Regions from separate parts of the Homo sapiens genome. Here region 2 is linked to region 1. Evidence: chromatin contacts called from ENCODE Hi-C or POLR2A ChIA-PET data. All regions are on one chromosome and are shown on one strand. The core of a region is the stretch at or near the end of the contact, and the rest is flanking DNA. Distances in the headings are between cores, read along the strand shown.

Region 1 (5,588 bases), core at 2,025-4,524:
ATCCCCCAGTCTCAGTGTGTGGCCTCCCCAAGATCACAGTGGGTGGCCTCATCCCCCAGTCTCAGTGTGTGGCCTCCCCAAGATCACAGTGGGTGGCCTCATCCCCCAGTCTCAGTGTGTGGCCTCCCCAAGATCACAGTGGGTGGCCTCATCCCCCAGTCTCAGTGTGTGGCCTCCCCAAGATCACAGTGGGTGGCCTCATCCCCCGGGTCTCAGTGTGTGGCCTCCTCAAGATCACAGTGGGTGGCCTCTTCCCCCGGGTCTCAGTGTGTGACCTCCTCAAGATCACAGTGGGTGGCCTCTTCCCCCGGGTCTCAGTGTGTGGCCTCCCCGAGATCACAGTGGGTGGCTTCCCAAGGTCTCAGTGGGTCATTCTTGCCCCCATTAGTCCCCACAACCTCTATCTATTTCATCCCTCTGAAAATATTGACTTGGAACTCGTTATGCACACAAACTAGTCGGAATCCCAAACATGCCTCGAATCCATTTTCTGATTGACATCAATGAGCTGACAGCGTGGAGAGAAAGCACCATTCCTTTGTTCAGAGCCAATCAGAAAACTGATAACACAGCCCCTCGCTCTTCTGTTTTTGTCAGAAGAATGATTGAAGGTAGAGCAGAAGACTCGGGAGGCAAACACACAGGCCAGGATTTCAAAACCCGCTCTGTTCTATCCTAAGTTCAGAATGCTGGGGAATGTTTCAGATATCTCCACTTTTTTTTTCTTCTCCTCCTACCACTGTGGAATAAGGGAAATTGAATTTCAAAAGAATATTATTCTAACTAAATATAAGCCTGTGCTGCTATGAAAACAAAGTTTCTAGTTGTTGGGTGGTTTGTTCTGTTTTTTAATAATTTGTGTCCCACTTCAACAATAACCAAGGAAATTAAGATTTTAAGAAAGAGAGAGAGACAAAAAGAGAAAGAGAGAGACCAGGTTTGTGCAAATCTCAAACAGAACACACAACTGAAAAGCCTTCATGTTTAGGTTTGAAATTGAGAAACTTAAACCTCTGGCAATATATACTCTCCCTCTTTTCCATGTTCTGCTAAAAGCAGCTAATTTTCCCATAAGCAAGTCTGGCAAGAAAAGGAACAAAGGTTTGGTCCAGGACACATTTTACTATTTATTCTTCTAACATACAGGAAATGAGGCCTCCTGGAACCTCGCTGCTGCCCGCCTCCTGGCCACCTCTGCCCTGTTTTGTGTTCCCAACCTGGCACAAAACCTGCTTATGGATTGAGCGTTCCAATTCTTGGACTCTCAGCCCCTCTTGACAGCACCAGGCAGTCACTGACTGTGACCCAGGGACGGAGCAACAGCCATTCCACAAACAGTCCTCATGCCCCACCATGTGCCCTAGGCTGGGGACACGACGGGGAGCGAGGAAGACACAACCCCTGCCCATGTGGAGCCAACATGATGGAAAGGACGAAAAGGCCACATCATCTCATTCGGTCCTCACTACAACCCTGTGAGTTGAGAATTGTTATTAGCCTCAGTTTATAAATGAGAAAACTGAGGCACAGGGAGGAAGTGACTTGACCAAGCTCCTACAGGTGGGAAGTGGTGGAGCCGGGATTTGAATGTGGGTTTTTCTGGCTCCCACGATGAGTCTGCCTCCTCTTCCATGGGATTTACCACTCTGCTTCATTTTTTGGTTTGTTTGTTTGTTTGTTTGTTTGTTTGTTTGAGACAGAGTCTCACTTACTCTGTCACCCAGGCTGGAGTGCAGTAGCACAGTCTCAGCTCACTTCAACCTCCACCTCCCAGGTTCAAGTGATTCTCTTGCCTCAGCCTCCTGAGTAGCTGGGACTACAGGCATGCACCATCACACCCGGCCAATTTTTGTATTTTTAGTAGAGAGAGGGTTTTGCCATGTTGGCCAAGCTGGTCTGGAACTCTTGACCTCAAGTCATCCTACTGCCTTGGCCTCCCAAAGTGCTGGGATTACAGGCCTGGACCACTGTGCCTGGCCCACCACCCTGTTTTATAATTACCTCCTTTCTTAGCTCTCTTTCCTGATTGACTCTAGACTTCAGGATAGCATCTCAGGCATCTTCACATAACTGACACTGCACTTGATGAGTATTTGTTGAATAGGTGAGTGGATGAATAATCAATCCAAAGGGTGGTACAAGTCATGGAAGGTTAGGAGGCAGAGGAGTAATACAAAGTGGCATGAAGAAGCCCAAGACTCAGCCCCTACCCTCAAGCAGCTTTCAACCCAGGTGGGACGGCATGACATGGACACGTGGAAGTTCTCTAGCACTGACAGGCCACCCTCCATGAGGTGTTCCATGCTCATAGACAGTGGGTACGACAGGAGGTCAGATGAGCCCACTCTTTTCTGGGAAGGGGGAGATCAGGAAAGGCTGCCTGGAGGAGGCGAGGCTGACACTGGGCACTGAAGGATGAAAAGAGTCAAGTACATGGAGAAGAGGAGGGAACAAAGGCTGACTACCGAAATTATGCTCTTTCTACCACATCCTACCAAGAGGTGAGTATAGAAGGAAGGGAAGGAGGGAGGGAGAAAGGAAGAAAAGCCTTCACTATGGTAACACATGGAGGATTCAGTTCTGTAGACTCCGACACCCTGGCCTCCCTCTTGCTCAGCAGAGAACCAGGCATGGCGCCACCCTCGCTCTCCAGTATGTGTGCATATCTGCTGGTATCAGCAGGCAGTGGGGCTGTCCCAGTCTCTTCCCAGCCTCCACGCCTGCATAGCCCTGCATGGGCAGGACCGTAGGCACCCTTCTCCCCACGACAACTCCAAGGCTGGCCCTCCCTGTTCTTCCCATGTGTGGGGAGACAGTGAGGGAGGTGAGAAGAGCATCCACTCTGCAGTGAATGGGCCTGGGGTCAAACTGCATCCTAGCTGGGTAACCCTGGGCAGGTCACTTAACCTCTCTGACCCTCAGCTTCTACATCAGAAAACTGGGGATGACCCTCATGGAGATATTTATTACAGGCTAAGAGATGACGACATGTGTAAGCAGTTAGCGGAGTGCCTGTGGCTAGCAGAATCTCAGTAAGTGGAAGGCATTGCTATGAGTAGAATTGCTGTTATTCATATCGAATTAGGTGGTAAAATTAAACCTTTATTGCTCCTTGCGTGACCACTTCAGAAACTCTCTCAGAGTTTCTGGCTAGAGGAGAAAGAGGGGGTACTCTGGGCCTTTCTGGAACACCTGGTATCCTTGCCAGGGCAGCTGGTCCCCAAGGGGCAGGACTGTTTGCTTTCCACTTGCTTGCCGCAGACCAGCCTCCATTGGCGACTGGCTTGGGCCGCCAGGCTGGGTGGGGCAGGTGCGTAAACTCTGTGATGCATTCTTGGGCTCCCCAAGGTAAAAATAGTTTTGCTTTGTTCGGCCGGGTGGTTTACACACTCGTTGGCCTGGCAACCTGCCCACTGGAAAGGCAAAGGCCAGACTATTTCTGGCTGCAAAAACAAGCCCCCGCCAGGCCCCAGCGTCAAGCCTCCAGATAGCAGTATTAATATTCTGCTATCTCATTCTTTCAGGCCACAAAAAAACAGAGAAGAAAAAAAGCCTTGTGCCTGCATGACTTCTCCTTCTATTACCCACAATCACAGCTGCCACAGCTACTGCAGACAATGCCCAGGACTCTCAAATGTCACATTCCCCCAAACAAAACAAAACAAAACATAATAAAGGCTATAGTAGTCATATTATTAACAATAACATCAACAAAGTACTTACCATACACAAAGCACTATGATAGGCATGTTGCTTCCATGTTATCCTTCCTTCACAGCAGCCCTAAGAGGTACTATTACAAGGCCCATTTTCTAGAAAAGGAAACTATGGTTCAGAGAGGTAAAGTCACCTGCCCAGAGTCACACAGTGAAAAATCAGCAAGGGTGAAATTCTAGCCCAGGTCTGCCTGACTCCGAAATCCATGCTGTTTCTTGGCGCCACTTCTCCTTACACCTTACTAAAGAAAACATGGATGTTTCATTGTCTTTCTTTGTGGTTGCTTTTTTTTTAAAAGTAACAAACCCCACTGGGGCATTTTCAGTGGTTTTCTGGTGTCATTTCTCCCACCTTAATTGCCTCCTCTCTTCTTTTCTCGACAAAATCTCCAAGCTTTACTTGTCTCCTGTCTTCCCTTTGGCCCATCAGATTCCCAGGCCTTTGTTCCCTCCGCCTCTCCATCCACATAACTTTTCCCATCCTTCAATGCCCCACTCCAGCCTCACCTCCTCCAGGCAGCCTTCCCTGATCTCCCCCTGCCCAGAGCAGAGTGAGCTCCCTTCTTTCTGACCTCTGGTCATGCACACTGTCTGTGAACATGGGACACCTCAGCAGAGGGGGCCTTTCAGAGTTAGAGAATTCCCAAGTCCATATCATGTCTTTCCAGCTGGGTTGGAAGAATCTGCTGGAGGCCGGGGGCTGCCCGTGCTTCTGTGTGTCTGCTCACATCAGTCCCCTGACCCAAACCCTCAATGGGCATGGGATCCAGTATTCATCCATCTACCATGCATCATCCGTCTGTCCATCCATCCATATATGTATTCATTCATTCAATGGGTATTTATTGTGTGCAGTGTAAGAGATATGGAGATTCATCAGATACCTGCAGTCAGAAGAGAGAGAGATAGAGAAGGAGGCAATTAGAACACAGTCAATAAATGCTATGGAAAGTGGCATGGGTTCATGGGAATCTTTCCAGGGAAGCAGACATCTGAGTTGGATCTTAAAGGGAGAATGGAGTTCATTAGGTGAAACTAGGAAACCATTCTTCAGACAGGCTCCTAACACATGTCCTCTAGGGTTTGACCTAACGTTCTTCCCATCTCATCCCCATCAGCCACTGTACCACTCGGGTCCCAACAGGGAAGCTAGTCTGCTCCAGTCAGATCCCAGGAGGCGTGTTAGTTTCCACAGGGACTACACAATTCCTAACAGGCAGGGTTGGGGACCACACAGGAGAGTGTGGTTACCTGGCTAGTTGTAATGCAGCCATTACCACTTGAAAAGGTGAGAGGAAGGAATTTATAGAAATCCATAAAGAGAGCGCTGGTTAGAGACCCCCTTGAGGGCACAGTGACTTTCCATCAAAGGAAAAGAGCAGCCCAAGGCAACCTTGCAGGCCAGGAGCCAAGATCAACACCCTGACCTCACTCGCCTCTCATCCACTTGAGGCAGAAACTTAAAATAAATATGCATTCATTCACTCCAAGAAAAGTAACAGGCAAGTCAAGGGTTAAGAAGAAAAGAACAAGTTTTCCTCTGTCTAGCAATCTCACTTCAAGAACAGTTATAAGATAACACTGTTTGAGAAGCCAAGGCCAAAAGAATGGGCTCCAGACAACCCCCTGCCAGAGCAAGATTGAAGGGAAAAAAAGAGAGAAAGACAAATTCCTTTATTGTTACTGCTCCTTTCCCTGGCTTCTTAAGTACAGCTGTGTTTTACAAATGTCTATATTTAGCCTGTTCTTGTTTTTCTTTCACAAGGCCAACAGCTATGCAGGGCCACAAGTTACGTTATGCTATAGATTATATGACCTATCATATGATTAGCTGCTTTTGTTTTGCTTCTGTAGTCAACTTATAAAAACTGT
Region 2 (5,588 bases), core at 1,141-3,640, 210 kb before region 1:
CAGATAAAGGAGGCAGCTTTTCAGGAATGCGACCCCGGGGTTGGGGAAGGTGGAGAAGAAGGGAGGGAAAACTTGAGGCCTTGCACTCAGCTTTGACAACAACCTCATTCAACCACTAGATGTCACCAAACACAAAACCCGTTAGAAACGGAGAAATGAAGCCAAGGAATCTTGATCCCAAAGAATTCCTGGACTCAGCCCTGGAAAAGTCTTAAAGCTAAGGAATGTGGCATGCAGATCACTCTAGGTAAAGCAGGACTGACTTTTATAACTGTCACCAAAGGAGACGCCACATCTCTGGTGTCCTGGCGCCTGCATCTCAAACACACAGCATCTTAGTTAATTCTCAGAACATGCCCGGCAGGGCAGGACCACCACTATCCCCATTTCACAGGTGGGAGCACTGAGGGCCCAAGAGGTTGTTACCTCCTCAAGTCCACACAGCTAGGAAGGGGCTGAACTAGGATTGCAGCCAGGACTCTCTGACTTTCCACCTGGGCTCTTTCATCTATACCATGACATCTATCCCAGGGACATGACCCGCTACCACCATTACAGAAACACCACAGCCACAGGTTCCAAGGCAGACCAGGGCATTTCTTTAGTTCATTAAACTCCATTATTCTAATATAATTACTCCTTGATTTTACAGCAGCAAATTATAATAGCCAGTAGTGGAGAACAGTAACCTGGATTGCCAGAAACAGCAGAAGGTTTTGGTTTGGGTTTGTTTTTTCACTTTTGACGTTTATTGTATAGGTTGCACTTCATTTGGGGGAGTCCGAGGGGGAGTGTTTTGTGTGGTTTTAAATCAACCTATTTAGCTTCTCAATGTCATTGGGCATTGGATAAAGATCTGAGTGTATATGTTGTCTGATACAGAAAGTGAGTGAGAATGTAGGTAGAAAAAAGAAAAACAGCACATGAAGAGATGTAGAAAGCTCAGCTAAGCTCAAACTCTCCCAGTGAAACACCAAAAGTACAGGGACAACAGTAGTTTGGAATGAAGCATTGCTCCTCATACAGCAGAAGAGAAACTGGAACATCCTAACATCAGCACCAAAGCAGTTTTCCATGTCCTCATTCCCTCATTCATGCATTCATTCAAATATTTACCAGGAGCCACAAACGTGACCAAAACATGCCCTTGCCTTTACAACTGCTCCCTGTGGTAGAGGAGACCTCTAAGCGAATAATCAGAATACAACACACTTAGTGTTATATCTGAGATACACACAAGGTGCTACTGGACAGATAAAACAGGGAAGGAAAAAGAAGACGTTAAACATGGGTTTAAAAGATGAATAGAAGTTCAAGTACAGAAGGGCAGCCAGGCAACAGGAATGAGAAGTGCAAGAGCACAGCATGGAGCAAAAGGGCAGGAGAAGGTCACAGGATGGCAAAAGTTTTCATGCATGTGAGGGACTGGGAAACTTGTAGGGTTTGGGAAGGTGGAGCAGGAAGAGGCAGGAAGGGTAGGCAGGGGCTAGATACAGAGCCACAGGCCCCTGAGCACTTGCGATGTGCTGGTCTGAACTGAGATGTGCTGTGGGTGTAAAATACACACCGATTTTGAAGACTCAGTGGGAGCAAATAAAGTAAAATACCTCATTAATATTTTTACATTGTTTGGCTGTTGAAATGATAATATTTGGGTTATACTGAGCTAAATAAAATATATTATTAAAATTAACTTCACTCATTTGTTTTGACTTTGTTAGTGTGGCTGCTAGAAAATTTAAGATGACATATATGGCTTACAATCACCTCCACTGGGCAGTGCTGGGCTCATTCAAGCATGAGAACATCGGATTCCATCATAGGGGTCTTGGGGCTCATCTGGTAGCAACAGGGAGTCACCAGAAATTCCAGAGCAAAGGAGCAATTCAGTCCGCTGAAGGTTTAGGAACACCTTCAGTGGCTTCAGGTTGGTGGGGTAAAGCAGTGGTCGGGGAAGGCACTCTGGGGGACATTAAGCTTCCTAAGTCAGGAATGTTTAGGTCTGAATAAAGCAGAGAAGGAAAATGTGGGAGAGCTATTTAAGAGAAGAGAAAATAATTGACAAATCAAAATCAGATTATTACACTACAAAACCATCACAGGATTCAATTACAGTCCTTTGTGGGGAAATGCCTCCTCCTCCATCCCCCCCACGTCCCCAACTCCCACCAGATCACATAGTGTAACCTTCCTGGCTGATGTAACACACAAAGCTGAAAAGATAGTTTTCAGGACACAGGAAAAGCAAGTGGCAATGCTTAAGAGAAGAACTTACTCCTCTTTCCTTGTTAAGGATCCAGGAGGCAAACCTAACCCCGCTGGGCCCCAGACAGCAATTCCTAACAGTGTGCTCTTTTATACCTTCCTTCAAGGCTGCTGACAGGAAAGGCCGTTGCCAAGGAAACAGGCTGAGCCAGGAAGCTGACTGGAGCAAACACAGACAGTCTCACGGCCGCTCTGTGGACAGAGCGGACCAGTTGGTAAATATTTCACCAGGCACATACCAGAGACGCAAAGCAAACAGTATGTCATCCCAGCGCTGGGCTGGAATCGTTCCACGAGGAAATGTTGAACTCAGAAGCTGTGCAGCTTCGTTCCCATGTTACAAAGGATGACCTCCCAATATGACAGGGCTTACAGTGGGGCATTGGGACACTTTGCTAGAGTGGGATTATAGCACTCTATATGTGCGAGTTCCACATCTGCGGATTCAACCAAATGAAAAATATTCTCCAAAAAATGTACAAATAATACGAATTGTAAAGTACATTAAATAAATAAAATATAAACTAACTACGTAGCATTTACATTGTATTAGGTATTATAAGTAATCTAAAGTACATAGGTTACAGGCAAATATGCTATTTTACATAAAGGACTTGAGCAGGAGCAGTTTTTGGTATCCGCAATGGCCCTGGAACCAATCCCCTTTGACTGTACTGAGCATCTCCCAGCACAGAGGCTATCAGTGCTGGTGGCAAAAGAGATGTCAAGGTACTCTGGAGAAAAGTAGAAAATCAGTGGGCAAGCTACTTCTCCTTCATGGCAGCCTCAATTTTGCTTACCTTTAAAATGGGTATAATCTTTTAAAGATTATGTAATAGGATGAGCATTCAATGGAATAAAATAGTTTAATAAATAAGATAAATGTGTAGTCGCCTCAATAAATGTTAGTTTCACTTTCCGCTCCAGTGTGTAACATCTAGAATTAAAGATATTCTGTGTACAGTTTGAATGCCAACTATTTAGATACAACACTTCTATTAAGTAAGCCTAAGTCTGTCTTAGCTTCCTCAGTATATAACACTGAATACAACCACAGAGGGATTCTTTTTGCTTTGTATCTTTTACGTGAATGGCAGGTAAGTCACATCTCCTGGATTTTTTACTGATGTAATTGATGATCTGGGCTCAAGTCCTGAACATGCAAACCATTCCAGTGAATTCCATTTTATTAGATTGAAGCCATAGCTCTAGCCTAGCAAGATCACTTGAAAGCTGTCCTCTGTCCTCAGGGAGCTTCATGTCTGGGGCAGTGGTTTTTAAAACGTGGTCTCTTGACCTCAGAATTAACTGAGGTGATTGGTTAAAAAGGTGAGTTTTCAGTCTTCATCTTAGACCTATTGAATCAGAACATCTGGAGGCAGGTCCCAGAAACTTGCAATTTTAGCAAACTTTCCAGTTTACACTCATGCACAATAAAGTTTGAAAAATCAATTTTCTTCATTATTTCTGCATTTTAGAAATTGGTCCTTGGACCACCTGCATTTGATGCCTGTTGAAATGCAGGTTTCTGAACATCATCCACATGTAAGGAATCATAGTCTCTGGACTCAAGAACCTGCCTGTGTAACAAACTCTCCAGTTGATTCTTACTCACACTAAAAGCTGAGAACCAATGGCCTAGTGAATCGTAAAGAAATACTCCTCAAACTTGGCATTGGTGTGCATAGGAAGTGCCTGGAGAGCTTGTTAAAGCAGAGATCGCTGAGCCCACCTCCAGAAAATCTGACTCACTAGGTTTGGGGAGGGATCCAAGAACTTATATTTCTAACAAGCTCCCAGCTGATGGAAATGCTGCTGATCCACAGATCACACTATGGGCAGTTGTGGTGTTAAACTCATAATAGTCTATATAGTTTTAAAAATACACCCATATCTAAAGAATCTATACAAATCCTATTGAAACAAAAATGGCCATGCCTTATTGTAACCTGGGAAAGGTTTGTGTATGCATGTGGTAAAATACACATAACATAAAATTTACCATTTTAACCATTTTAAAGTAGACAATTCAGTGGGCATTTAATACATACACAATGCGGAGCCACCATCACTACTGTCTAGTCCCAGAATTGTTTATCTCCCCAAAAGGAGACTCCATACTCATTCAGTAGCCACTCCCCATTCCTGCTTCCCCTCAGTCTCTGGCGACCACTAATCTGATTTTTCTCTCTATTAATTTGTCTTTTCTGGATATTCCACATAAATGAAATCATACAATATATGGCCTTTGGCATATGGCTTCTTTCACTTAGCAAAATGTTTTCAAGGTTCATCCATGTTGTAGAATGAACCAGTGATTTATTCTAGATCACCTTTTGTTTATCCATTCATCAGCTGATAGATGTAGGTTATTTCCACCTCTTGACTACTGTTAATAGTGCTGCCATAAACAATAGTGTGCAAGTTTTTGTTTGAACATCTGTTATCAATTCTTGGGGGTATACGCTTAGGAGTGAAATCACTAGGTCACATAATAAGTTTGTGTTTAACTTATTGAGGAATTGTCAAATTGTTTTCCACAGCAGGCTATACCATTTTACATTTTAGTCAGCAATGTATTAGGGTTCCAATTTCTCCACATACTCACCATCACTTGTGATTTTCCTTTTTTTATTATGACCATCCCAGTGAGTGTGAAGTATCATCTCATTGCAGTTTTGATTTTTATTTCCTCAGTGACTAATAACATTGGGAATCTGTTCACACCCTTACCGGCCATTTGTGGATCTGCTACGGAGAAATATCTATTCAGGAACTTTGACCATTTTTTAATTGGGTAATTTGTCTTTTTTGTTGTTGAGTTGTAAGTTAGTTATATATCCCTGATACTAACCCCTTATCAGATATGTGATTTATACATATTTTATAAATATTTACATAATTTTAAATAATCTATTTAAAATAAAATATTTTTAAATAATCTATTTAAAATAAAATATTTTTAAATAATCTATTTAAAAGAAAATATTTTTAAATAATCTATTTAAAAGAAAATATTTTTAAATAATCTATTTAAAAGAAAATATTTTTAAATAATCTATTTAAAAGAAAATATTTTTAAATAATCTATTTAAAAGAAAATATTTTAACTTCAAATAATCTATTTAAAATAAAATATTTTAACTTCAAATAATCTATTTAAAATAAAATATTTTAACTTTAAATAATCTATTTAAAATAAACTATTTTAACTTTAAATCATCTATTTAAAATAAAATATTTTACTTTAAATCATCTATTTAAAATAAAATATTTTAGATAGGTAAAATATTTGTAAATATTTTATCCCGTTGTCTTTTCAC

What was found. A loop is a pair of places that touch in the nucleus more often than their neighbours do. ChIA-PET counts read pairs that join two places held with the same protein, here RNA polymerase II (POLR2A). Pooled maps may share reads with other maps.
Region 2: a map of PC-9 shows a loop between it and region 1 (13-fold over the local background). The contact joins two enhancer-like sites. A Hi-C loop is called at or near these places in 4 of 168 maps with a recorded cell type or tissue (Caco-2, PC-9, ascending aorta and 1 more) and 10 of 50 pooled maps. POLR2A ChIA-PET finds 5 or more read pairs at or near these places in 2 of 52 experiments (HepG2 and OCI-LY7).

What each region holds. Positions count from the first base shown.
Region 1 is chr3:8,655,202-8,660,789 of GRCh38, forward strand. It overlaps a transcript of SSUH2 not described here. Among named protein-coding and RNA genes, the nearest start is that of SSUH2, 13 kb to the left of the region's middle. RefSeq lists enhancers at 3,002-3,191, 3,342-3,391, 3,422-3,471. Within about 2 kb of position 3,275, at least 19 of the 41 ENCODE cell types and tissues checked have a DNase peak (open chromatin) inside an H3K27ac peak, as active enhancers do; they include PC-9, ascending aorta and endothelial cell of umbilical vein, where a contact is called at or near this core.
Region 2 is chr3:8,442,086-8,447,673 of GRCh38, forward strand. The region is part of intron 3 of LMCD1-AS1 (LMCD1 antisense RNA 1); the gene reads right to left. Among named protein-coding and RNA genes, the nearest start is that of LMCD1-AS1, 57 kb to the right of the region's middle. Within about 2 kb of position 2,391, at least 31 of the 41 ENCODE cell types and tissues checked have a DNase peak (open chromatin) inside an H3K27ac peak, as active enhancers do; they include PC-9, ascending aorta and endothelial cell of umbilical vein, where a contact is called at or near this core.